5 separate regions of the Homo sapiens genome follow, and all the other regions are linked to region 2. A link is a loop called in an ENCODE intact Hi-C map of the cell type or tissue named here. Cell type or tissue: mammary epithelial cell. All regions are shown on one strand. Links, peaks and the distances in the headings refer to the core of each region. The heading gives the core; the rest is flanking DNA.

The links. A loop is a pair of places that touch in the nucleus more often than their neighbours do. Peaks named below come from ENCODE experiments on the same cell type or tissue, not always from the same donor. Only the 100,000 strongest peaks of a DNase experiment are listed, where the experiment ranks them.
Region 1: it touches region 2 in a loop (5-fold over the local background); 39 of 110 quality-filtered maps call a loop at or near these places.
Region 3: it touches region 2 in a loop (12-fold over the local background); 11 of 110 quality-filtered maps call a loop at or near these places.
Region 4: it touches region 2 in a loop (8-fold over the local background); 11 of 110 quality-filtered maps call a loop at or near these places.
Region 5: a loop joins it to region 2, with 5 times the contacts of the local background. A loop is called at or near these places in 44 of 110 quality-filtered maps.

What each region holds. Positions count from the first base shown.
Region 1 is chr17:6,549,037-6,554,983 of GRCh38, forward strand. All of the region lies in intron 1 of PITPNM3 (PITPNM family member 3), which reads right to left. Among named protein-coding and RNA genes, the nearest start is that of PITPNM3, 4.5 kb to the right of the region's middle. RefSeq lists enhancers at 1-604, 5,784-5,947. In mammary epithelial cell, for the core only: no CTCF peak of the experiment used is centred there; DNase peaks (open chromatin) are centred at 2,525, 3,115 and 3,415; H3K4me3 peaks cover 199 bases; H3K27ac peaks cover 1,645 bases.
Region 2 is chr17:6,471,020-6,475,019 of GRCh38, forward strand. PITPNM3 (PITPNM family member 3) reads right to left here. Exons shown (of 20, transcript NM_031220.4): 10 at 3,413-3,585; 11 at 1,638-1,808; 12 at 142-336. Among named protein-coding and RNA genes, the nearest start is that of PIMREG, 29 kb to the left of the region's middle. RefSeq lists enhancers at 328-851, 3,038-3,630, 3,631-4,000. In mammary epithelial cell, for the core only: CTCF peaks have their summits at 622 and 2,304 (motif pointing right); DNase peaks (open chromatin) are centred at 732 and 2,322.
Region 3 is chr17:6,589,651-6,593,650 of GRCh38, forward strand. KIAA0753 reads right to left here. Exons shown (of 19, transcript NM_014804.3): 17 at 860-980; 18 at 129-353. Among named protein-coding and RNA genes, the nearest start is that of PITPNM3, 35 kb to the left of the region's middle. In mammary epithelial cell, for the core only: no CTCF peak of the experiment used is centred there; a DNase peak (open chromatin) is centred at 2,131; H3K27ac peaks cover 1,624 bases.
Region 4 is chr17:6,606,767-6,610,766 of GRCh38, forward strand. It overlaps KIAA0753, which reads right to left. Exons shown (of 19, transcript NM_014804.3): 9 at 3,228-3,394; 10 at 1,582-1,698; 11 at 415-504; 12 at 107-196. Among named protein-coding and RNA genes, the nearest start is that of KIAA0753, 32 kb to the right of the region's middle. In mammary epithelial cell, for the core only: no CTCF peak of the experiment used is centred there; a DNase peak (open chromatin) is centred at 1,735; H3K27ac peaks cover 460 bases.
Region 5 is chr17:6,564,376-6,570,322 of GRCh38, forward strand. No RefSeq gene overlaps it. Among named protein-coding and RNA genes, the nearest start is that of PITPNM3, 11 kb to the left of the region's middle. RefSeq lists an enhancer at 3,312-3,812. In mammary epithelial cell, for the core only: a CTCF peak has its summit at 3,293; a DNase peak (open chromatin) is centred at 3,266; H3K4me3 peaks cover 1,249 bases; H3K27ac peaks cover 1,314 bases.

The sequences.
Region 1 (5,947 bases), core at 880-4,879, 79 kb after region 2:
GAGATGAGGCTCCCAACACCCCCAGGAACCTTCCCCTGGTAGGTGGTTCACTCCAAGCTGTCCTGCTCACCAGCCCTGGAGAAGAGCTTCTCCAGGACACCTAGAGAGAGCAGCTTCACAAAACCTGAGACTCCTGCTTTCCAGAGGCAGATGCAACCCCCCGCAGCCCCTTGCCAGCCCTGGCCACACGGACTACACCCCATGGAGCCCCAAATTCACTCACACTGTGCCAACTCCAGCCACAGACTGAACCCCAACATGCCACACTCTGCACCCCATCTCTAGCCTCAAATCAAGCACTGACAGTGACCACACAGGCTTCCAGCCTGGCCCAATCTGAGCTGTGGCCCCATGAACGTGTGAGCCTCACAAATCCAGCCCTAGGAGAGCCTGGAGGAAGCAGGTTGGCTGTGTGGGGCCCCAGTGCTGGGACCCAGCTCCCACCCCAGAGTCATGGACAGAGGAGGCTTCTGCCCCCTGTCTACCCTTGCCACACACGCACCCTGTGGGGGCTGGTGGCCACACAGCTGTGCAGGCCTCCACAGGCACACGTGGGACCCTGGAGGTGGCATTTACCTCCGGAGTGACTCACTAAGCCTCCTATTCCATTTGCAAAAGGGGGTGCAATTTAGCATTTTCTTTCTCTTTAGAAAACAGGAATTTTAAAAGAGAGAGAGTGGAGAGAGATTTGAGGGAGTGGGTGGGGAGCTCAGATCTCATTTGATTTCCAAACTCATTTGTTATGCATTCTCTCCTCCCCCCTCCCACACCGAGCCCTTCCCCTGGGGACCCTGGCCACCCCCTTCCGGGCTCCTGGCTGCAGACCTGGTGATGGCCTGCCAGGAGGCACGTGCTCTCCACGTCCACGTCCTCAGCTCCCCATGGAATGACTGACCCTCAAGTCTGGGAGGATCAATGCAAGGTCAGAGTTGAGAGGGGGCAAGGCCTCTTCAGGACACAGTAAAACCCACAGCCAGGGAGGCTCTCTCCAAAAAGGAGAGAGCAGTGTTGGAGCTGGAAAGAGCCTGAAGCTCATCCTGACCCTCAAACTCTTCCCTTTCACTTTTACAGATAAGGAAACTGAGGCCCAAAGAGGGCAGTTCAAGGTCAACCAGTGCCAAAGCCAGGGCTCTCCTTCGTTAGACAAGTTAGCTCCCAGGAATATTGACTCCAACAGTAGAAGAGACATAAGCTCTAATCCCAGCTTTGCCTCTAACTTTATGTGTGATTCTAGCCCTAGATATTTAACCCTACTGGGCCTCAGTGTCTCATTCATAAAATGGGAATAACATTGGCTCTACCTCAGAGATGCTGTTGAGCCATTGGACAGAAAAGCATGCTGAGAGCTGCTATAGGATCTGAGCCAAATGGGTCCCAGCATGCGAACTCCCGATCCTAGGATCTCAGAATTCCTGGAAGGCAGCTGGGTCCTACCAGGAAGTCCCCAGTCCCTAAAGCCTCCATGGTCTCTGAAAGTTCACACTCTGTCCTTGAAAGGGGAAAGGATGCCGGATCTCAAAGAGGGACCCTTGACTGAAAGGGTCTGGTCTCTGTCTCCCAACCTGCTTAACAGGTAGAACAGGAGAACCAGGCCACCTCCAGCCATGAAGTCTCATAACATATGAAGATGTATGTGAGAAAACATCACAGCTTCTGGCCAATCTGACCCAGACATGGCCCAGGCAAGTGGCTGGGGCAGGGACACTGTCCAGCCATGTCCTCGTATTCTGTGTCCTGCCACACTGGACTTCCAAACACAGGTCAAGTCACAGAGGCCTCAAATGGGGGATAAGGGGTTCCAGGCCCAGGGTCACAGGCTTGAGGTGGAACCTCTCTGTTTGAGCTGCACCATCCTTGGCTCAAACAAGGACACCACAGCCAGAACTGAGCGGCAACAAACGTCTCAGGCTGGGACCTGCCAGGTCTGCTGCTGGGATAGGTGATTTCACAGAGGTCGGCGTATTTGCATAGGAACGTGAGGCCATCCAAGTTCCAGCACACCCCAGACTGCGGGAAAGCTTTTGAAAAGCCTGGAGTCTGGCCAGGCACGGTGGCTCACACCTGTAATCCCAGCACTTTGGGAGGCCAAGGCAGGCGGATCACGAGGTCAGGAGATTGAGACCATCCTGGCTAACACGGTGAAACCCCGTGTCTACTAAAAATACAAAAAATTAGCCGGGCATGGTGGCAGTCACCTGTAGTCCCAGCTACTCAGGAGGCTGAGGCGGGAGAATGGCGTGAACCCGGGAGGTGGAGCTTGCCGTGAGCTGAGCTGAGATCGCGCCACTGCACTCCAGCTTCGGCGACAGAGCGAGACTCCATCTCAAAAAAAAAAAAGAAAAGCCTGGAGTCTGGACACTGGTGTCTGATTTGACCATATTTGACCATAACCTTCCCATTGGGGACCAAAGAAAGTGAGTTTACCATCTCCTTGCAGGATGCAATGCCCGTCCCAAGATACACAGTAGAGTAATCGGTGCCCTAGGGCTGGGAGTTTCTCAGAGTCATGCCTCAAATCCTCTGGCACCTCCCCAAAGATTTAAGAATCCCAGCGTTGTCCAGGTATGATGGCTCATGCCTGTAATTCCAGTACTTTGGGAAGCCAAAGCAGGAAGGATTACTTGAGGCCCAGAGTTTGAGACCAGCCTGGGCAACGTAATGAGACCCCCATCGTTATGAAAAAAAAAGTATTAAAAAAATTTTTTTTTTTTTAATCTGCGCTAGTCCCCTTTCCAAGCTTCCAGATGTTTCCTCCTCTGAGTGATCCAGCCACTAGTCACTGCCCCTGGGAGCCACAGAGTAAGGGGCCCAGGAGAAGTCTCGCTTTGGGAGGATGTGAGAGCACACGCCCCACTCCAGGAGGACCCCAAAGGAGGCTGACTCAGCAGAGCAAGGTCCAAACTCTGGAAACCCAGGCTCTGCCGTCACCTTCTTCTGTGACGTTGGCCAAATACCTACCTCTCACGGGCCCTCAGCGACCCATTGTTAACGAGGACTTGGAACATGAGTATCGAAATGTTCCCTCCCATCCTAACACCGTAGGATCAGTACTTTACTGACTCAAATTACTAGGTTTGCCACATGGAAGCCTGCCAGCTACACCCCTCAGAGCAGAGGCTAACACCTGAGAGGAGAATAAACTGGTTCCTCCAGCCTGGGAGGCCCAACCCTGTGGCCTCGGCTCTGTCTCTGCAGATATTCCTGCCCCAGCCTGAGAGGTGCCAAGACCCTCTAGGCTGTTCACTCTGCTCCTGCCTAACCTGGGGACCTGGCCCCCACCCCCTACCCTCATTCTCTCAGTGGGAGAGAGGGGCAGCCTGTTGGGGTGCAGAGGGAGGGGCACAGGGAGGTAGACAGGAAGGGAGGGGCAGTGTGGCTGGCAGGAGTCAGAATCAACCCTTCCCAACAAAGGCAGCTCCACCAGGCTGGCCTCTCTCCAGCTTCCCAGGAGCCCTGGCGTCCCAGCCAGAGGGATCTGTCGAAACACAGTGCCAAGTCTTACCCCGGCACTCCTGTCTTCATGCTCTTTGGAGTTCCTTTTAGCCCTCTGCATTCTTCCGCTCCAGCCAGGTTTCTTTACTTTTGGGCACTTCCTACCCACCTTCCACCCCTACCCATAGCAGTCCTCCCACACTTACACATGTGCCTCTTCCTTTCCATCCTCCTAGCCTTTGTTCAAGCCACTACCCCCACCTGGAAGCCGGCCCCTGGCCACCTTTCTTTTTCTTTTTTTTTTTTTTTTTTTTTTGAGACGGAGTCTCGCTCTGTAGCCCAGGCTGGAGTGCAACGGCACGATCTCGGCTCACTGCAAGCTCTGACTCCTGGGTTCATGCCATTCTCTCGCCTCAGCCTCTCAAGAAGCTGGGACTACAGGCGCCCACCATCACGCCTGGCTAATTTTGTTTTTGTATTTTTAGTAGAGACGGGGTTTCACCGTGTTAGCCAGGATGGTCTCGATCTCCTGACCTCGTGATCTGCCCGCCTCGGCGTCCCAAAGTGCTGGGATTACAGGCACGAACCACCGCACCGAGCCCCTGGCCACCTTTCTATACAAACTGTGCCAGCCTTTAGGGCCCATCTCCCAGAGAAACCCAGCCTTCACTGTCTGTCTCAAGCCACTCACTGGCCTCTCTGCTCCGTGGGGAGCTCTGTACTGTAAATTGTCCCTCCTACTCAGAGCTTCTGAATCCTCCCCACCCCTGCCCCCACCTCCCTGTTGCTGGTTAGACTGGGGCCACCATAAATGATGCCTTTCTGTGTAACTGAAATCTCCCCTAGAGATTGAGAACTGGTAATAACCCATCTGGATTCACCTTCTGAAGATCTATCTCATCCTCTCTGGGCCCCGATAACAATTTCTCTTGTACCTGGATTCTCCTGGCAGTGTAAGAGTCCTTTCACTGCCTCCTTTTAGCTCTTGTCCGACACAAGCCATGCCACAAATCTGGCACAGCCATGACCTGCTGCTCAGGCTGTGCACTGCACAACTCCAGGGGTATTATTCACTAGACCACACGTGATGACCTAAAGTCAGGTACCATGGCAGCCCTGGGGCCCAAAGCTCTGCCTTTTCTCTCCGTGGGTGATCTACTGGCCAGATTTTAAAGGGAACATCTCACAGGTCATGGTGCAGACCCCTCATTCACAGGCCGGGTGCCACAGCCTCCACTCCTGGCCTTCAGCAGCCCTTTGTTCCTGTGTCACCCCCCGCCGCCCCACCCCGCCAGAGTGAAGGCCTGATCATTCCTGCCCATCAGTCTGCCCATCCGAGGCAGGTGGTACTGAACAGCCACCCCGCTCTCTATGTTCTCCTTGGGCCTCAGTTTCCCCAGCTGTGAAGAAAGAGATGGGTTCCTGATCTCCAAGGGCTCCCTCTGTTCTGAAGCTCACCAATCTATTCTTCACAGATGTTGCCAATGAGGAATATGTGATTCTCATACACACATTACTGTGTGTTGTTTTTGATTCAGTAGGCTTATGAGCATCAAGAAGAGAAGGGAGACCAGGCGCAGTGCCTCACACCTGTAATCCCATCACTTTGGGAGGCTGAGGCAGGCAGATCATTTGAGGTCAGGAGTTCAAAACCAGCCTGGCCAACATGATGAAACCTTCGTCTCTACTAAAAATACAAAAATTAGCTGGATGTGGTGGTATGTATCTGTAGTCCCAGTTACTTGGGAGGCTGAGGCAGGAGAATCGCCTCAGCCCAGGAGGCGGAGGTTGCAGTGAGCCGAGATCAAGCCATGCCCTCCAGCCTGGGAGACAGACCGAGACTCCATCTCAAAAAAAAAAAAAAAAAAAAAGGAGAGAAGGGACATTTACAAAATGCAGAGGAGCCTGGGAGAGCTGAGCTGAGAAGGGAGAGGTAACCAGACTCCTTGGGATGACTGCTGAGTGTGGGGGGCAGGAGCCCAGGCACTGGATCTACAGACACGGGGAATCTGTGTTGCCTCGAGGGAAAGGGCCAAGCGTGAAATTGCAGCAGAAAAAAACCAAAATGTTAGAACAGCACAAGGCATTGATGCTCAGAGCAGGGCAGTTTTTCCACCTGTCACTGGAACAAATTCCCACAGACTCTCAGCCCAGGGACCAAAGGACCCACAGGCTAAGGCAGAGGGACTGAGACTGGCACCCCCATTTGGTAAGGGGGTGACCTATCAGGGCAGTGACAGAGAGAGTCCTTCGAGTCCAATAGACCTGGCTGTGAGTCCAGGCTCTGCCCAGACCCTCTAAGCCACCTTGAGGCTGCTATTTCTCTGAGTATCTGTTTCTAGATGTTTTAAAAGTGGGAGAGTCGCATTTCCTCCCTCCCAGGATCACGGTACAGTAAAGAGCTTAGCACTCTGCCTAATACATAGAACAAGCAGCAAATGTTCACTGCCGTTGCGATGACAGTGCCCTGGCAGGTGACCTGTGCTCAAGGCGTCCCAGTGCACACACACACTCA
Region 2 (4,000 bases), core at 1-4,000:
GAAGCAAGCCCCCAGGACTTCCTTCACCTTCTCCCTATCCCAGGGCCTGCCCTCAGCAGCTCTAGCAGTGGCCCAGCAAACACCCAGAGGAAGGTTCCCCTCCCCCGAATCCAGGCAGGGCCCCAAAAGGACCTCACTCACTGCGGGAGGCACCCACGGGTGCCATGCTGTCCGAGGACTCCGAGCTCTCGCTGTGGGAGCTCCCCTCGCTCATCCTCCGTCCTGGGCGCTGGAACCTCGAGGCCTGAGGGGGCGAGGCAGGGGCATCCAGAAGTGGCGGGCTGTCCCGGGAGCTGCCCTCCAGGAAGAGGGGGCTGTGGGTGTGTAGGGCATCAGCTGGAGGGGGAATTTCAAGGTCAGGCTGAGTCACGTGTCTCCAGCAGAGCTGCCCACTCAGTGCCAGCCCCATGCTGGGAGGGAGGCTGGGCACTTGGAGGAGTCAGCCCCGGCTCTGCTCACTTGCCAGCCCAGCAGGCACCTGCCCCTCTCACTGTGCCCACCCCACCAGTCCCCTGGGCCTGAAGGGACCCCGCTGCCACCGCATATTGCCGCATTTACCTCCTTGCAGCTGTGAGTTATGCAGACACAAGCTGGAGTCCCAGCCATCACCCCTACCTCCAATAAAGCTGCAGAGGGAGCCTCTGGGACGTTGCCCCAAAAGCACCAGCTGAGGTCCCAGGAGTGACTCATAGCCATATCCTCTCTTATCCAACTCCTCCCCTGCGCCACAAAGAATTGAGGCTGCCTCTGGAAGGGAATGGGGACTCCAGCCTGAGAGCTAGGATAGCCTCAGGGGAGGGAGGGGAGTCCCCTGACCAAAGAGGGATCCATGGGGGAGGGAGGTTTCCAGCCTAGCCGACCTATTGAAGCTCCAGGCAGGCAGGGATTTGGAAATAAAGGCTCCATTGAATTAGGGGTGAGGAAGGGATGGTTTTTAATCCTGAATCGGCCCCATGCACAACTCCCCCATCCCTGACGCAAACCTCTGAGCAGGCTTAGGCTAAATTTCCTCAAGTAGGGCGTGGAGCCAAGGCTCCGATTTCCAAGCTGCTGACTGTCCATTACAGGTCTCCCATCGACGATACACTCGGTCCATGCCCGGTTCACCCCACTTGACCCTGGAGGCCACTGGCTCTTCGCCAAAACACCTGCCCTCGCTCCTGCTGTTCTCCCTGCCTGGAAGATCTCAACCCTCATCCTCTAGCTCTTCTCCACCTGCCCAAATGCACCTCCCCTCTCTGGACCCTAATCAAAGGCCACCTCTTCCATGAAGCCCACCAGGATGGCACACTCTCTGCCCTACCCCTTCAGAGTCCAGGCTGGGCACTCATAAAAAAAATAGATTGGAGCACGGATCCCTGGACCCGCCATCAGCTCTGAAAGCTCAAGTTTACACCAGCCCTGGCCACAGGAGTGTGTCCGGGAGCCTGTTGGGGGCCTCTGAGCCCCAAGATGCCTCAGACAAGCAGGTGCTTAGCACAGGTGGGCGACTCTGAAGACAGAGGAGTCGGCTAACCTTCTGTTCTCACAGCCCCTGCTCAGGTGAGTCACCCTACTCACTGAGAGCTTGGAGGGGTTGAATGGGCTGGGGCCCCACCTCCAGCTCAGCACACTCTCTCCCACCCCCAAGAACCTACCGAGGAGGAGGGACTGCCCATCGCCCAGTGGGAACCTCTGGTAGCGAGGCACGCTGACAGGCGGCACCAGGTGGAACTTGGGCTCCAGCAGTGGCTCGAGCCGTGAGGCAGAGGGGTCTGCGCAATGGAAGAAGCTGTAGACCTGGCTGCAGGCAGGACGCACCTGGAAGCCTGGGGTGAGTGGGAAGACAGAGGGAAGCCACTTTCTAGTACCTGCTCCCTGGGCCCTAGGAGGCTCCCTGGAATGCAGCCTGGAGTAGCCTACTCCCCTCTCAAGAGCCTCCCCGGGCTCCCTGCTCCCCACGGGAACAAAGCCATTACGTTCAGTTTGTCTCCCCACCCAGGAGCGCAGTGACAGGCACCCAGCACTGCAGCCGTGCTGCACAGCTGCCCTTCCCCAATCAGGCTTGCAGCTTTCCTTTCTCTGAGCCTTTGCTCAAAACATCCCTTCTCCTTGTGGGCCCTCCCTCCCCCATTTCCACGGGGCAACTCCTTTAGATTCTTCCAGTTTTCACTCAGTTACCACCTGACCTAGGAAGCCAACCCAGGTTCCTTCAGGCAGGTCAGCTGCCCCTTCCACAGGCCTCAAGGCTATAAACACTCAGTTCCCAGGCCTGCTGCTAGAGTTCCAGGTTTGCCAGAGCTGGTGGAACACTTCTCTCGCTGACCAGCAGGTGTCTCCACTGAGGCATCCACCTCATCGGCGGGCCTCCCTGTCCTCCTAGAACAGGGACTGGACCGTCCAGCATCCAGGGAGCCCTAGGGTTCATTAGCGACACTGAGGGCAGCCATGGGGTTCTGCCTCCTCGCCTCCATTTCTACCACCCACTTTATCTGTTCCATACTGTAGCTTGTCAGTAAGCTTTGGCCAAAAGCATGGATCTGTGGATACCCAAGGTGCCCTGCAGCCTCAGACGGTCTGTACTTCTGTCCTTAAGAGTCACAGATACCCTCCCCACCCCTCATGCCTGCTGGTGCCAATCGCCTGGTGTGTACATTTTAGAGGAGCAGGAAAAGGCATTCGAGGTTGCAGGTATTAGCCGGGCACGGTGGTTCACGCCTGTAATCCCAGCAATTTGGGAGGCCAAGGCGGGTGGATCACTTGAGGTCAGGAGTTCGAGACCAGCCTGGCCAACATGGTGAAACTCCATCTCTACCAAAAATACAAAAATTAGCTGGGCGTCATGGTGGGTGCCTGTACTTCAAGCTACTCGGGAGGCTGAGGCAGGAAAATTGGTTTAACCCGGGAGGCAGAGGTTGCAGTGAGCTGAGATCGCGCCACTGCACTCCAGCCTGGGTGACAGAGTGAGACTCCATCTCAAAAAAAAAAAAAAAAAAAAAGGTTGCAGGTATTGCATGAGCAAAGGCACCTGAGGTGGGCTTGGGGATATGCGGGGGTGGGTGGTGAGACCAACCTGGCAGTCGTATCTGCCTCAGTACAGGAGAAGGAGAGGGTGGGAGGCAAGAGGTTGAATATTCTGTCTTCTCTTCCCCATAGGGCGTGACCACCGGACAATGAGGCCACAAAGCAGCCAGGGGCACTTGACATGGAGAGTGAAATCCATCTGAAGCTGCCTCACCTTCGCCCTGTGTCAGGAGGGAAGCTGCTCCTCTCTCCCTCCTCTTCCCCACCCTCTCTCCTCTCTTTCCACCTATCCCAACTCTGTGACCCTCCCTGCCCCTGTCCCCGACTTCACTCTCCTCATTCTGAGGCCCTGACACGGTGGCCCTAGTGACGCACAGGCACCTCAGGCCCCAGCCCACACCATCCCTACCGTCCAGCCCAGGCAGCACCGTCCTCCGCATGGCCAGGACCAGGCCCAGTGGCGAGCCGAAGAGGAAGAAGTCGGACACATCGAAGTCAAAGCGGCCCAGGCTGACCTCAGGGAGCTGCGGCCCCCCAGCCGCCGGGGTCTCAGACTCATCCTTTAGCACGCTGGAGTGGATGCTGCGGAGGGAGGAGGACGCAGGGCAGGGCAGGTCAGGGAAGGACCGAGAATGCGGGAGTGTTCACACAGCAGCGCAGCCTGAATTCTGAGCGTGAAGTGCCCAACCCTCCATCTCTGGGGCGGGGCTGAGAGTCCACCGGCTGCACACCACCTACAGTCAGCACTGGCCACCAAGGCCTGGCTGATATTTGGCTAGAAAAGGAATCAACAAACTTTTTCTGCAAAGGGCCAGAGAGTCAATATTTCAGACGACATGGACCGTGTGGTCTCCATTGCATCTAGTTAACTCTGCCATTGCAGCATAAAAGCGCCCATGGACAGTGATTAAATATGCATGGCTGGGATCCAATCAAATGTTACTTACAAAAACAGGCTGAGCACCTGGGGCGCCTGAGCATCCTACACACTGGCAGG
Region 3 (4,000 bases), core at 1-4,000, 120 kb after region 2:
CAACCACTGAAACTCCAGGGCCCAAAAGCATATGGGATAAGACCTTGGCTAATGCTTTCTCCAGCTTTTTCTAAGTCTAAAATTTTGCAATTTGGTTCCTAAACAGAGGACCGTAACATTTTACTGACCTTTCAGCTATCAGCCACGGGTTGAAGGAGCCTACAGCCTCATGAGATATGATCCGAAGGTACTGCTCAAAACGACTACAGTAGTCACCGATGCTGTGCTGCATACCCGGTGGGACAAAGAGGGGAGCTCGGCCTTCTTTCTGTTGAGAATCTTCGGCTAGGGAGAGAAGAGGGGCCTCTCTTTTCTCTGATCCTTCCTCTGTTCCCACACTTTCATCCAGGGAACTGAGAACAAATAAAAATGATGAAAGCATTCAAGATCATCTGTAAGCAAGACTAAACTGTTAATTTACCCTCATGGTTTGATAGCCAAAGGCTCATCTTGATTTCTCTTTCTCACAATGAACAAAACTGAACAACCTAACACCATGCGTTGCTTCCCCTTTTCACGGAACCAACCCTCAACATGTGGGACTATCTGTCCCTTAAACAACAGCATTCTTAAAGCAAATCGTGCAGTAAATATCACTACAACCCACATGTACTGATGTGATGCTTTCCACATTAAAAAAACAGCTAAATGTTATTGAATACGGAAAAGCTCCTTAAAATGCAACACACTCAATGCCCATCTTGTAAACATGCTATTTACTCAGCCATCTTGGAGTTTGGCAAGATCTTGCTCAAAGGAAGAATTTCTGTCTGTCTTATGGGAACTGAAAGAATTCAAAATCTAATAACATCAAAGGTGACTGACTAGAATGAAATCAGAAAGTGTCTTTGCCACTTACTTGCCATTACAGGGCCTTTCTAACATGATGTTCACGGCTGGATCCTTGCGATCCACTGTCTTCGTGATTCTGATTGGATGAGGAGATAGAGGCTTTTCACTTATTGCTGAGATTTTTTGGTCTAGAAAAGGAGGGTCATAAAATGACTGCATATAAAGAACAGTTGGTGTCCATTTTAGAGCTGTTCTAGTGGCCAAGAACCTGAGAGCAAGTTACATGGACATCTCTTAAGCACGACAGGGTTGGCTAGCAGTGCAATGGGAAAATGCTCATTTTAAATGCAAAGGTGAATTTATATGTTACAAAGAAACCAATGAGGAATACGTTTTAAGAAATAATGAACTTGCTCTGAGGAAGGTTTCTTAAGGAGGTCTATGAAAAGCCCCAGGCTACATGGCTTCCATTAGGACCCAGCCACCCACTCAAGGAGTCTTAAGCAATTGGGTTTTTTAACCTTTAAATGCGAAGAAGAAGAAGAAGAAAGAAGAAGGAAGAAGAAGGAAGAAGAAGGAAGAAGGAAGAAGGAAGAAGGAAGAAGAAGAAGAAGAAGAAGAAGAAGAAGAAGAAGAAGAAGAAGAAGAAGAAGAAGAAGAAGAAGAAAACACTCACACCTGAACACTTAATTAGTTGATTTAATTTGTCTCTGGGCAATGCTGAAAAAATCTGCATGATGATTGTCAAAACATTAATTTATTAACTATAACTTGCAGGCTTGACAGCTCTTCTGAGTGTCAGATTATTTATAATTTTAAATGTATTTCAAGTGTAGGAAGAAAATTTGTCCTTTTCTTAAGTAGGGAGCATCTATATGTCAAGCGACTTGGCTCACATTTATATGCTTAATTTCTTGCTGTCAGACAGAAGTACGATATAAGTCAGCTTTTGTAAAACTATTACTGAGAGTGCAATCAAATTTTCAATTGTTCTCAGAGGGGATAACAGACACAGATACTGCACAATGAAAAGATCACTTTAAATTGGGTTTTGTGATGAAATTAAACAAACAGAACCACCAGAAACGGAACTCTTACTACGATTCCATGATTCCAGAATGTGTCCAAAACCTCATTTCAGTTCTCAGTGTCCTAGAGAGCTCCTTTTAAATGCATACCTAGACTCTCGGCAGAGTCACAGATAGTGACTAATAATTTAAATCATCCTTGAAAAAAGAGAACACTAAGTCCTCTGTAAGACTGTCTTCTACATGATGCAACCTAACTTTGTGGCCAGTGGCCAAACCATCAGGGAAACGAATTGCCCTCCAACGTTTACCTCTCCTCGGCTTCCACACAGAAAGATGCTAAAATGCCCAAGGGCTGACTAAACAATGATGAAAAGGGCCCTTGCCGGGCCAGTCCCATTCTAGGCACAGTGAGGAACACACAATGACAAACTCTCTGCTTTCAAAGAATCTGTGGCTTAGTTGAGAGAGATGAGACACCTTCACAAATACCTCGAACACATGGTAGGACATGCCAGAAAGTGCTATGGGTGTTCACAGGCCAGGAAGGGAACTAAATTCCAGTGCAGAGATGCCAGGGAAAGCACAGGCCGAGTAGGATCATTGAGCCTGGCCTTGAAGAACAGCTTGACTGTTATGTGAGAATGAAAATAGAGGCTGGAGGAGGATTGAGGGGAAGAGAGAACAACAGTAGCAAAGCACAGAGCACTTGAAAACAGAGAGCACACAAAAGGTAACACATTAGTGTTTTGTTGAGATGGCCCATCTTTTGGTCAAAATTTGAGAGGGGGAGTACTTTTTCTAACACGATACCTCCAAGTCCTATTTTACATGATGACATGCGACACAGGCTGCTGTGGTAAACCTTCCATCCCCCATTTCCTTTTGTCTTCATGAGGGTAGTACTCACGGCGCTTACATTCCTTAGAGGTAATGTTTAACCACACTTTACTCTCCTTTTCTTGAGTAAGGCAGTAACCGATAAGCACAAGTCAAACAGAATTTGAGTAACGTTTCCCAGCCAAAGTGGTGACAGTAACCTAGCCATTGCAGCCCAAATACATATATATACATTTTGAAAAGTGGAGGAGAAAATCAAAAGTCTTTTCAGTAAATGGAACTAGATCACATGGACTTCCATTAGGAAAAAACAAAATGAACCCCAACCTCTACCTCAAATCACAGGCAAACTTTTATGCAAGATGGATCATAGACCTACACATAAAACTAAAACCATAAAGCCTATAGAAGAAAACAAGAGAATCTCTTCCCACTTAGGAGTAGGTAAAGGTTTCTTAGGTCATAGAAAGCAAAAACCACTCAAGAAAGAATTGATGTTAGACTTTATCAAAATTAAAAATGTCTGTTCATAATAAAACATTTTTGGAAATAAGCAGCTGAGCCCATTTTTTTTCCATGGGAAAAAAAAAATTTGTAAAACCTCTATCTAAGTAGACTGGTGGCTGCCCGGGTGGGAGAAAGAAGAATGGGGAGTGAGGAAAATGTTCCAGAATTAGTTGCACAACTATGTGAATATACTAAAAACGAAAGAATTGTACAGTTTAAAAAGGTGAAATTTAAGTATGTAAATTATCTCCTTAAAATTATTTTAGAAAAACAACAAAACAAACAAAAACATGTATCTGGAAAAGAACTTGTACTCAGAATACATAAAGAAGTTCTATGACTCAAAAAGACAAGCAACCCCAAAAAAAAACTGACAAAAGATTTTGGACGCTTCACAAGGGAAGATATACAAATGCCTAATAATCACCTGAAAAGGGGCCAGGTGACGGGGCTCATGCCTGTAACTCTAGCACTTCGGGAGGCCGGGAGCAGTGGTTCACGCCTGTAATCCCAGCACTTCGGGAGGCCGGGCGCAATGGCTCACACCTGGAATCCCAGCACTTCGGGAGGCCGGGAGCAGTGGTTCACGCCTGTAATCCCAGCACTTCGGGAGGCCGGGCGCAATGGCTCACACCTGGAATCCCAGCACTTCCGGAGGCAGGGCGCAATGGCTCACACCTGGAATCCCAGCACTTCAGGAGGCCAGGCGCAATGGCTCACACCTGGAATCCCAGCACTTCAGGAGGCAGGGCGCAATGGCTCACACCTGGAATCCCAGCACTTCAGGAGGCCAGGCGCAATGGCTCACACCTGGAATCCCAGCACTGTGGGAG
Region 4 (4,000 bases), core at 1-4,000, 140 kb after region 2:
CATGTAATGAAGTTAGGCCTTAACAGTCCAGGTTGGTTGCTAGAACTATCTAGATCAATTAGAACAGGCAAACATCCACTATTCTTCCTAAGAAGCAAACACATACCTCAATTGTTGGAGTCTATACATTTCTTCAGCTTTGAGCTCATTCAGTTCCTTTGTTCTTCTAGAAGTTTCAGCATCAAGCCAATCAAGCCTAGAGAACAGTATCAAGAGTCACCCCAACTCTCCTCAAGGCAGAGTCAGGGCTCCCTTGAGCTCCAGTCTTGGCTCCCCCCTTGGCTTCTTAAGTGACTTCAGTCTTTTAAGGAGGCAGAAGTGTAGCTAGACCTAAATAATCTCTATTTATCATTAATGTATAGAGATGTAGAATAGGCCTGCTTACCTTTTCCTAACTCAGAAGCAAATATTTACCTCTGTTTTTGCATGCTGTCAATTTCCTTGGCTTTTAACTCTTCTAGTTCCTTCAATCTTTTGGAAGTTTCAGCATCAAGCCAAGCGAGCCTAGCAGACAGTCAAAAGAGTCAAACCAATTCTGCCTCGACACTGCAGGGTGTCATCATCACAGAAACAGACCAGAAATCAGGACCACTGCAGAGCAGAGCACCAATCCAGGCTCTATTAAGCTACTCAGTAGGTAACATAATCTCTCCGTACCCCTAAAGCTCTCTAGAACGTGTTCCATGTCAAAAAACATTAATGCACAACGCAATGAGAACCTGTCTCAAACGTTCTCAAGAAAACCAGCTATCACTCAGACTTGGGGTTTCTTATTAGACTCAAACAAAACCATTGCTATATCTTCAAGTTGAGACAAACAATGAGCCCCCAGGAGCCATATAGGCATGGTGAAGTCAAATAAAAACAAAAGGGAAAAGTTAACTGTGAACAACTCTGCTGTATGTAAAAGTGCTTTGATTCTTTTGGTTTAGGATATATGAATATTGTCAAATTATTTAATGGACCGCTTTCATTTTTGTTTTCCCATAACTGTAAGAATAATTTCAGCCAAATGAATACAGAGAAACCTGTTCTCACTGTTCTCTTCTTATGGAATGTTCTCACCTCATCTCCCATATTGAAATCCTGCCTGTTCTTCAGGTCCTAGTTTAATTTCCATCCATGAAGCCTAGACCTCTGCAGCCAGAAGTAACCCTCCCCCGTTTCTAAACTCTCTCAGTTCCTAGGTTACATACCGTGTTCTATCTTAAATTATAGTTAATTACATAACTTCTCTATTGACTATAAATAAGCAAGGGCTGGGATTATGGCCTATTTGCCCTTTTTAAAGTCTCCATAGAGCTCATAACACTGTCACATACAAAACTAGCAAGTGATATATAATTGACACATATATAATTTATGAATGAATAAGAAAAAATAGAAGAGCTCACTATAAGCTATATAGTTTGACTGAAACGTTTAATAAACTACATTTTATGTATTTATTCTATTTTTAAAAATAATCTACATTTTAAATAACCAACTTTAAATGTAGGAAAGAGAAGAAAGGGTTCACTTCCAAGTCTATGTAAAAGGAGCTCTTTAATTCTCAAAGATCTGAAAAATACCAGCACAAACCTGGCTGCTTCATGCTCAACAGCACCTGTCAGGTGACTTTCCTCTTGAGGATCTTCTTGCTGGAGAGGCTCTTTTGTGGCATCTCTGGGGCTAGTTTTCACCTTTAGCCATGCAGCACTGAAATAAATGGAAAAGCATACCTTTGTCATCATTCACTCCGTATCCAATGACTCATCCAAGTAGGTGCCAGCTCAGAGATGACAACAGCATTAAATTAATGGTGATCTGTAGCACGGGGCCCTACAGTAGAAGCTGAATGTGAAGAAAAGTGAGATCCTCCCGCACTCAGGCACAGTGTCAAAGGGCAGAAATTCTCCTTTGCTTCAAAGAAGCCATCACCATTTTAAATGAGAAACAGTGATCAATTACAGAATATTGGGTGAGTGTCAACAAAACTCTGTCACAATACATAGATTTGGATCACTAATTACATTCCATATTATAAGGCAACTCCGTATCTTTATAAGGCCTAACAGCACTGTTGAGCCTAGAAGCCTCACCCACCCTCCTCTACCCACCACACATGCACTCTAAAAGACAGTCCATTGTATATTTGGTTTGTAATACAAACTTCAACCACTGAGCTTATCAACTGAATGTAAATCTCCATATTAATACTTGTATACAAAAATACAGAAAACAGAATAGAGTAATAAAAACAAAAAAAGCACATTATGAAGTCAGAAGACCTGATTTTAGGTCTGGCTGTTACATGAATAAGACATTAAATTCTCTAAACATTGTTTCCTTAACTTGAAAATGAGAGTGGATGGATGAGCACGGCCATTCCTTCACACTCATTCGGAATCTTAGGGGGCTTCTCTTCCACCAAGCTGCTCACCCTGACTTCTGATGGCTCCAAAGACAGAACCCTGTAGTCACCTATCTTCTCCCTTCTCCCCTGACATGACTGCTTTTTACTTCTTTCCTTTTTCTGTTCCACCTCCTGGTCCTTTCCATTGTGTTTTCAAAAACTACTGCCTCACGGCAAACGAGCTCCCCTTTATCTTCAACCGATTCCCCTAAAGATTATTTCCACCTAACTGGACCCTGCTCCTCTTCTCTCTAGCCCTGTGAAATGGCAGCTTCTCATTCTAATGTGCTATGAGTGAGGATGACAAGACAGTAACATCAACATTATCCTAATTGCTCCCTGCAGCTAAGACAGTGTTGGTGAGATCTATATAGTTTTATAGTTCATAATTATCTTGACTTAGAGTTAGAATTATTTTAAAATATTTATTTACTCAGCAAAGATTTACTGAATGCCTACTATGTGACTAGCACTGGACATTCAAATATAAAAAAGAATATAAAAAAGACACAGTCCCTGGCCTCAAGTTACTAGAATCTATTGGCAGAAGAGACAAGTGAAGGGAAGCCCCCCATCTTCCATTCAATCACACATGTCCCGGTGTTGGGGTGGCCCATGGAAGGGTGTTCCAACCACAGTCAGGCAGAAGAAGGAACCAACAAGCTTCCAGACAAAGACTTCTCATGTATGACTCACCCAAAAAAGGATTTCTGCTTAATGGAAAAAATTAAGGCTACTACTTAATTTGCTCCTTATAAGCTACAGGTCACCTTTGATATATGGAGGAAAAAGAGCATCACATACACAAACGGTCCCTTGAGTTTTCACATACCATTTAGGAGACGCTGGTGGGGATGTGGGGTTTGGGGGTATCCATGGTGCCTTGCGGTCTTTCACAGGCTGCCGGTTCATTTTTAATCTGGATGAAACTGTTGTCTGCTGCACTCTGCTTTTACTGTGAGGTTGGCTTTGTCTACCTCTTTCAGCTTTGCGGAGTCCCTGTGAGAGATAAGTAAGAATTATAAGGCCACACAAATACCAAAGAAACTATGGTTTAACCTCTGACTCACTGAAGCTCCAAGTTCTCCATGTTATTCATGCATCCATTCGGTAAAACCTGAGTAGAAAGCACTGTGGCAGAAATTTGGGGGAGGGTGTAAATTTCATTGAAACAACCATGGTAGGGGCGGGGGGTGGAGGGTGTAGAATTTAAATCCCTGGCTCTGCCTGACACCTTTAAACATATAAACAATATATAAAATATATTTTTATTTATTCACAATTTGTTTCCTAATTAAACAAAAAAAATTTCATACCATATTGTTAAATTATTTTTCTTTTTTCTTTTCTTTCTCTTTTTTTTTTTTTTTTTTTTAAGAGACAGGGTCTTGCTCTGTTGCCTAGGCTGGAGTGCAGAGGTATGATCATAGCTCACTGCAGCCTCAAACTCCTGGGCTCAAGCGATTCTCCTGCCTTAGCCTCCTGAATAGCTGGGATCACAAGTGTTAGATACCATGCCTGGCTAATTTTTTATTTTTTGTAGAGCCAGGGTCTCACTGTGTTGTCCAGGCTGGTCTTGAACTCCTGGGCTCAAGTAATGAGTAA
Region 5 (5,947 bases), core at 824-4,823, 94 kb after region 2:
TTTTTTTCTTTTCTTTCTTTTCTTTTTTTTTTTTTGAGATGGAGTCTCATTCTGGAGTACAGTAGCGAGATCTCGGCTCACTGTAACCTCCGCCTCCCAGGTTCAAGTGATTCTCCTGCTTCAGCCTCCCGAGTACCTGGGATTATAGGCGCTGGCCACCACGCCCAGCTAATTTTTCTATTTTTAGTAGAGATGTGTTTCACCATGTTGACCAGGCCGGTCTCGAACTCCTGACCTCAGGTGATCTGCCCGCCTTGGCCTCCCACAGTTTTGGGATTACAGGCGTGAGCCACCACACCTGGCCTCCCAATCTGCTTTCTAAAGCTTTTCCCCATCTGTATGTATGCATGAGTGTTACATACTCGTATGTATGTATTTCAAACATTACGGAATGTCACCATGGGGACAGCATATTCTGCTTCTTACTTTCCCCTTTAGTATTGTTTTTTGAGATGAATCCACATTAGTATTTGTAGATTTGGCTTGTTCCTTTTGACTGCTGCATACTATTTGGTTGTGTGATATACCTCATTTTATTTTTCTAATCTCCTCTAAAGGACCAATTAGGTCTCATAGTTCCTCGCTGTTACAAACGGTGCTGCAGCAAACAGCCCGTGCACTTCTTGTGTTCCCATGTGAGAACCTCTCTGGGGCTCTCACACAGCGTTGGAATTGTCGGGCCATAGGGAATTCCACATTCCGCCTCCCTAAATAACTCATCGCCAAACTGCCCTCTCGAGAGGCTGTTCTGCTGGTCCCTTCATTTGAAGGATGGTAAACCCCAAGCCCAGAGCAGGAAAAGTGAGCACTAGTTTTAGAAACCAAGAGTCTTGAGGCCGAGCATGGTGGCTCGTGCCTGTAATCCCAGCACTCTGGGAGGCTGAGGCAGCGGGCGAATCACCTGAGGTCAGGAGTTCAAGACCAGCCTAGCCAACATGGTGAAACTCCACCTCTACTAACAATAAAAAAAAAAATTAAAAAAATTAGCAGGGCATGGATGGTAGGCACCTGTAATCCAAGCTACTGAGGAGGTTGAGGCAGGAGAATTGCTTGAACCCAGGAGGCAGAGGTTGCAGTGAACCAAGACTGCACCATTGCACTCCAGCCTGGGCGACAAGAGTAAAACTCCTCCAAAAAAAAAAAAAAAAAAAAAAAAAAAGCAAGTGTCTTGCAATCTACCTAGGGCTCCCCTGGCCAGAACACTCCAGGGCCCACTGCCTCTCCTCAGAGTCTCCTGCAGAGCCAGCAGGGTGGCTGCAGTCTCACTGAGCAGGAACCTCTGCCCTGGGATAGAAATTTCATCTCTCGGCCGGGTGCAGTAGCTCACGCCTGTAATCCCAGCACTTTGGGAGGCTGAGATGGGCAAAACACCTAAGGTCAGGAGTTCAAGACCAGCCTGCCCAACATGGTGACTAAAAATACAAAAATTAGCTGGGCATGGTGGTGGGCGCCTGTAATCCCAGCTACTCAGGAGGCTGAGGCAGGAGAATCACTTGAACCCGGGAGGGAGAGGTTGCAGTGAGCTGAGATCACGCCACTGCACTCCAGCCTAGGCAACAGAGCGAGACTCTGTCTCAAAAAAAATTAAAAAAAAAAAAAAGAAATTTCATCTCTCTCCTCCAGTTTAAGTGCAGTGGTGCCCACCACAACCCTCCCAGAAGGCAGGGGAGAAGAGTGGGTTGTGTGAGCTGTCGGCATGGAAAGGCATCCTGTGCAACAACAGAAATAAGTGTTGGTGCCCCCCAACCTCCACCCCACTATCACACATTCATATGATGAAAACTCCTACTACAGCCCACCCTGCAGAGACGGAATCTGTGCCATTGACCCAGACCTGAAAGTGTACCGTTGCTGACTCCTAAGAGAGGACCCCACACTGCTGGGAGCACAGGCAGCTGCTGAATAAAAGCTAAGACAGTTGTTGTGGGGAGCAAGCCTCTAAGAAAAGGTCATTTTGGGCGAGGCATGGTGGCTCACGCCTGTAATCCCAGCACTTTGGTAGGTCAAGCAGGCAGATCACGAGGTCAGGAGATCGAGACCATCATGGCCAACATGGTGAAACCCCGTCTCTACTAAAAATACAAAAATTAGCCGGGCGTGGTGGCGAGCGCTTGTAATCCCAGCTACTTGGGAGGCTGAGGCAGGAGAATCGCTTGAACCCCGGAGGCGGAGGTTGCAGTGAGCCAAGATGGCGCCATTGCACTCCAGCCTGGGTGACAGATCAAGGCTATGTCTCAAAAAAAAAAAAAAAAAAAAAAAAAAGAGTCATTCTGTTCTTCCCTCCTTCTCCCCGATTCCGGACTTTGTGAAAACCTTCAGATCTCTGATGGCTTAAAGCTTGTAGGGGAGAAACCCCTTCACTTATTAGGAGGCCATTCCAGTTCTTTAACTCTACCAGCTGGGAAGCTCTTCCTGTTGCCTCTACTTCTCTCCTGCTGTACAGCAGCAGCACGCTAAGAAAAATAACAACCGGCCGGGCGTGGTGGCTCACACCTGTAATCCCAGCACTTTGGGAGAGCGAGGCAGGCGGATCATGAGGTCAGGAGATCGAGATCATCCTGGCTAACATGGTGAAACCCCGTCTCTATTAAAAATACAAAAAAATTAGCCGGGCGCGGTGGCAGGCGCCTGTAGTCCCAGCTACTCCAGAGGCTGAGGCAGGAGAATGGTGTGAACCCGGGAGGCGGAGCTCGCAGTGAGCCAAGATCACGCCACTGCACTCCAGCCTGGTCGACAGAGCGAGACTCCGTCTCAAAAAAAAAAAAAAAGAAAAGAAAAGAAAAGAAAAATAACAACCAGAAGAACAACAGGAATAGATATTTGCTGAGTGACTATTATGTGCCTGGAAGTGTTTTAAGTGCTTTTCACGTGTTTCCTCTTTGAATCCTTATAGCAACATTAGGAGGGAGGGATTCTTAGAACCATTCCCATTTTACAGATAAGGAAACAGGCTTAGAAAGGCCTCACAGCTAATAAGTGGAAGAGCAAGTATTTAGGTCACACAGCTAATAAGTGGTAGAGCAGGTATTCAAACCCAGTCCCTCTAATGTCCACACTCCTGCCTTCGCCACAAGAGAAGAAGAAGACAGGAAAAAATAAGACAAAAACCAGACACAGAAAACCAAGAGGCTGAGGTTCTGCCACTAAGTGCTGGTGCAACCTCACGCAATTCACCAAAGCAAGCCCCTCCTTGTCTATACAGTGAGCCTGCTAGACTCACCGGTGTCCCTGAGCCTTTGGGGCTTGGCTGCGATCCTATGGTTTTCCTAATCCCTGTGCGAGGTGCCCTGACAAGTAGAGGGGGTGAGGGAGGAGCTGAGTTGGCAGGATTCTCCAGGGCCCAGAGGCAGCTGCCTTTGCCTGGGCAGGGCCTCCCGAGGCTATCAATGCCTCCCTCCTCTGTGGCTGCCAACCTAGTATCCCAGGCAGATCTCCCGGGGCTGCTGGGGCTATCTATTCATATTGCAATTTGAATGCTTCTGGTCAGAATGACTAAAAGGCTGAATTTTACAAGGGTTTTGAAAGTGAATTGACTCCACTTATTAAAGATATACTAGATTACACGCCGAGTGAAAGGACACTCTGGGGACTCCAGGCATCGCAGCCTTTCACAAAGACGGAAACATCCCTTTTCGAGCCATTCCTGGTAAACCACAGTGGGAGACGTTGCACCAAGCAGATGCCGATTAAATTACCGGCTGAAGGACACAGTCCATCAGAGAAACATCTTGGCCCAGAAGGGCCACTGGTGAATGAAGACGCAGTTCCAGAAATCCCTTCTGGTTGTTTTATGTAAATCAGTTTCTAAAGGCAGGAAGGCAAAGGCAAAAAGGTAAGTATTCCTGGGAAGCCCTGACCTTCAGTCATGCAGCTTATAAGGGGGAGAGAGGGAGAGAGGTGTGACGGGTAGGGAAAGTGATGGACAGGGAGGGGCACACAACTGCTCTTTGTTTTCAGGTTCAGAGCACCTGGGGAGGGAGTCTCAGCTGGTGGGGGCTTCCTCTGTGCAGATGAGGAAGCAGAATAGCTGGAAGGACTTCCTGGACTTGGAACCTGGCGGCGGAGGAAGGCCCTCCCGAATCCACGGGATCCAACCCCGGCACCTCACTGTACTGATGGGGAAGCTCAGCACTGGGTAATGGGGGTGGGGGGCAGTCAAAAACAGGGCATTTGGTGGCACAACTGGGACTGAAAGACAGTCCAGGCTCTTAACTCAAGGCTCTCTCCTCCCACTCTCCCATGGAGATGTAGGCGGCTGTCCCTGGCTTGTGTCGGTAAGTCTTTCCTCTCTCTCTGTGTCGCCCTGAGAAGCATTCCCTTCCACGCATCGCTGTCAAGAGAAGCAGCAGCATGTAGCAGGTACACAGATCGCAGTTGCTTGCAGATGTCATAGAAGGTCCAGGCAATGTGTATGCAACACCGGTTGCTTCCCTTTCTAAGTAACAGACACAGATTCAGTCTCTCTGAAGCAGAAAGGGAGTTTATTGGCAGGCTATCGGGATCTCAGAGAATCAGAGGAGCCTGCAGGGATAGGCTTGAAAAGCAGATGGGGCTGGACACAGTGGCTCATGCCTGTAATCCCAGAACTTTGGGAGCCCGAGCTGAGCAGATCACTTAAGGTCAGGAGTTCGAGACCAGCCTGGCCAACATGGTGAAACCCCATCTTTACTAAAAAATAAAATAAAATAAAATACAAAAATTAGCTGGGTGTGATGGTGCATGCCTTTAGCCCCAGCTACTCGGGAGACTGAGGCCAGACAATCGCTTGAACCTGGGCGGCAGAGGTTGCAGTGAGCAGAGATCACGCCACTGCACTCCAGCCTGGACAACAGAGCAAGACTCTGTCTCAAAAACGAAAAAAAAGAAAAGCAGATGGGAACTGAGGCTGCTGGAGAAGGCCAAGAACTTTCTAGAAAGCACAGCAGTCACCTTTTAGCAGAAGGACTTTAGTCTGATGGCCACTCTCTTCGCTGTACACACCAGCCCCTGAATGAGTGGGTTATAAAGAAACATCAGTTTTGAATCACTCATTCCAGCCAAGCATGATTAGCCAAGCCTGGGACATGCATGCCCCAGCTTCCAGGTGTGGGAGACAAAGATTGAAGGGTCCTATCTTGGGAGGCAGGACCCTGTATCCACATAACCATATTCCAAGGGCATAGAGAGTGCAATAGACTTCTGAGGGTTGGACAATTCTCATGAGGGATTGCATCATGAATTCCAAATGACTTCAACAGCAGGGGCTGTGTCATCACACCTACCCAGCAATCCCCCCAGAGCTCACCCCGAGACCCCAGCCAAAGTTAAGGGTTCCAGAAACCTTCAGAAGGGTGCAGCTGCCTTTGTTTAGGGGTGTGTGAGCGAGGGACTTTTCGGCCACCTGTGATGGGCACTCCTCCCGGCATGAGGACGTGAGAGCATCCTCTGCAGGAAACTGCACAGAAGGGGCTGGGGGGTCTCCCAGATTGATCCCTCCCCGCCTCCCAGGGAGGAAGAGGCTGCTGGTCCTCCCGTAGTGCTTTCCTGTTGGGGCTGCTGCAGGCTGTGTGCTTTCCAATGTTTCGACATTGCAATATTTCATACTTGGGAAGTAAGAACAACCATGATTTTCAGAGTTCTATTTCTTGACATTCTATTTCAAGCTGTAGAAAGTAATACTTAACAAAAGCCTTCTGAGCCTAAGATGCAGTGAGGCTCCACTTGGGGAAGTGGATTTCTGCTCCCCTCCGTACACAGAGGGGAAGAGTTATTGGACATTCCTGGGGTGGGGGGATGAGGTTTTCTGTTTTGGTTTGTTTGGGGTTTTTTTCATGCATCAAAAGAGAGCACCAGACTGGGAATCAGAGGACCGTAGGCCTAGTCCCAGTTTTGCTTCTGATTTCCTGTGAGACCTGTTTCCACTCTGGGTTTTTGCTCTCATTCACAGAAAAAGGGGTAGTAAAGCCTC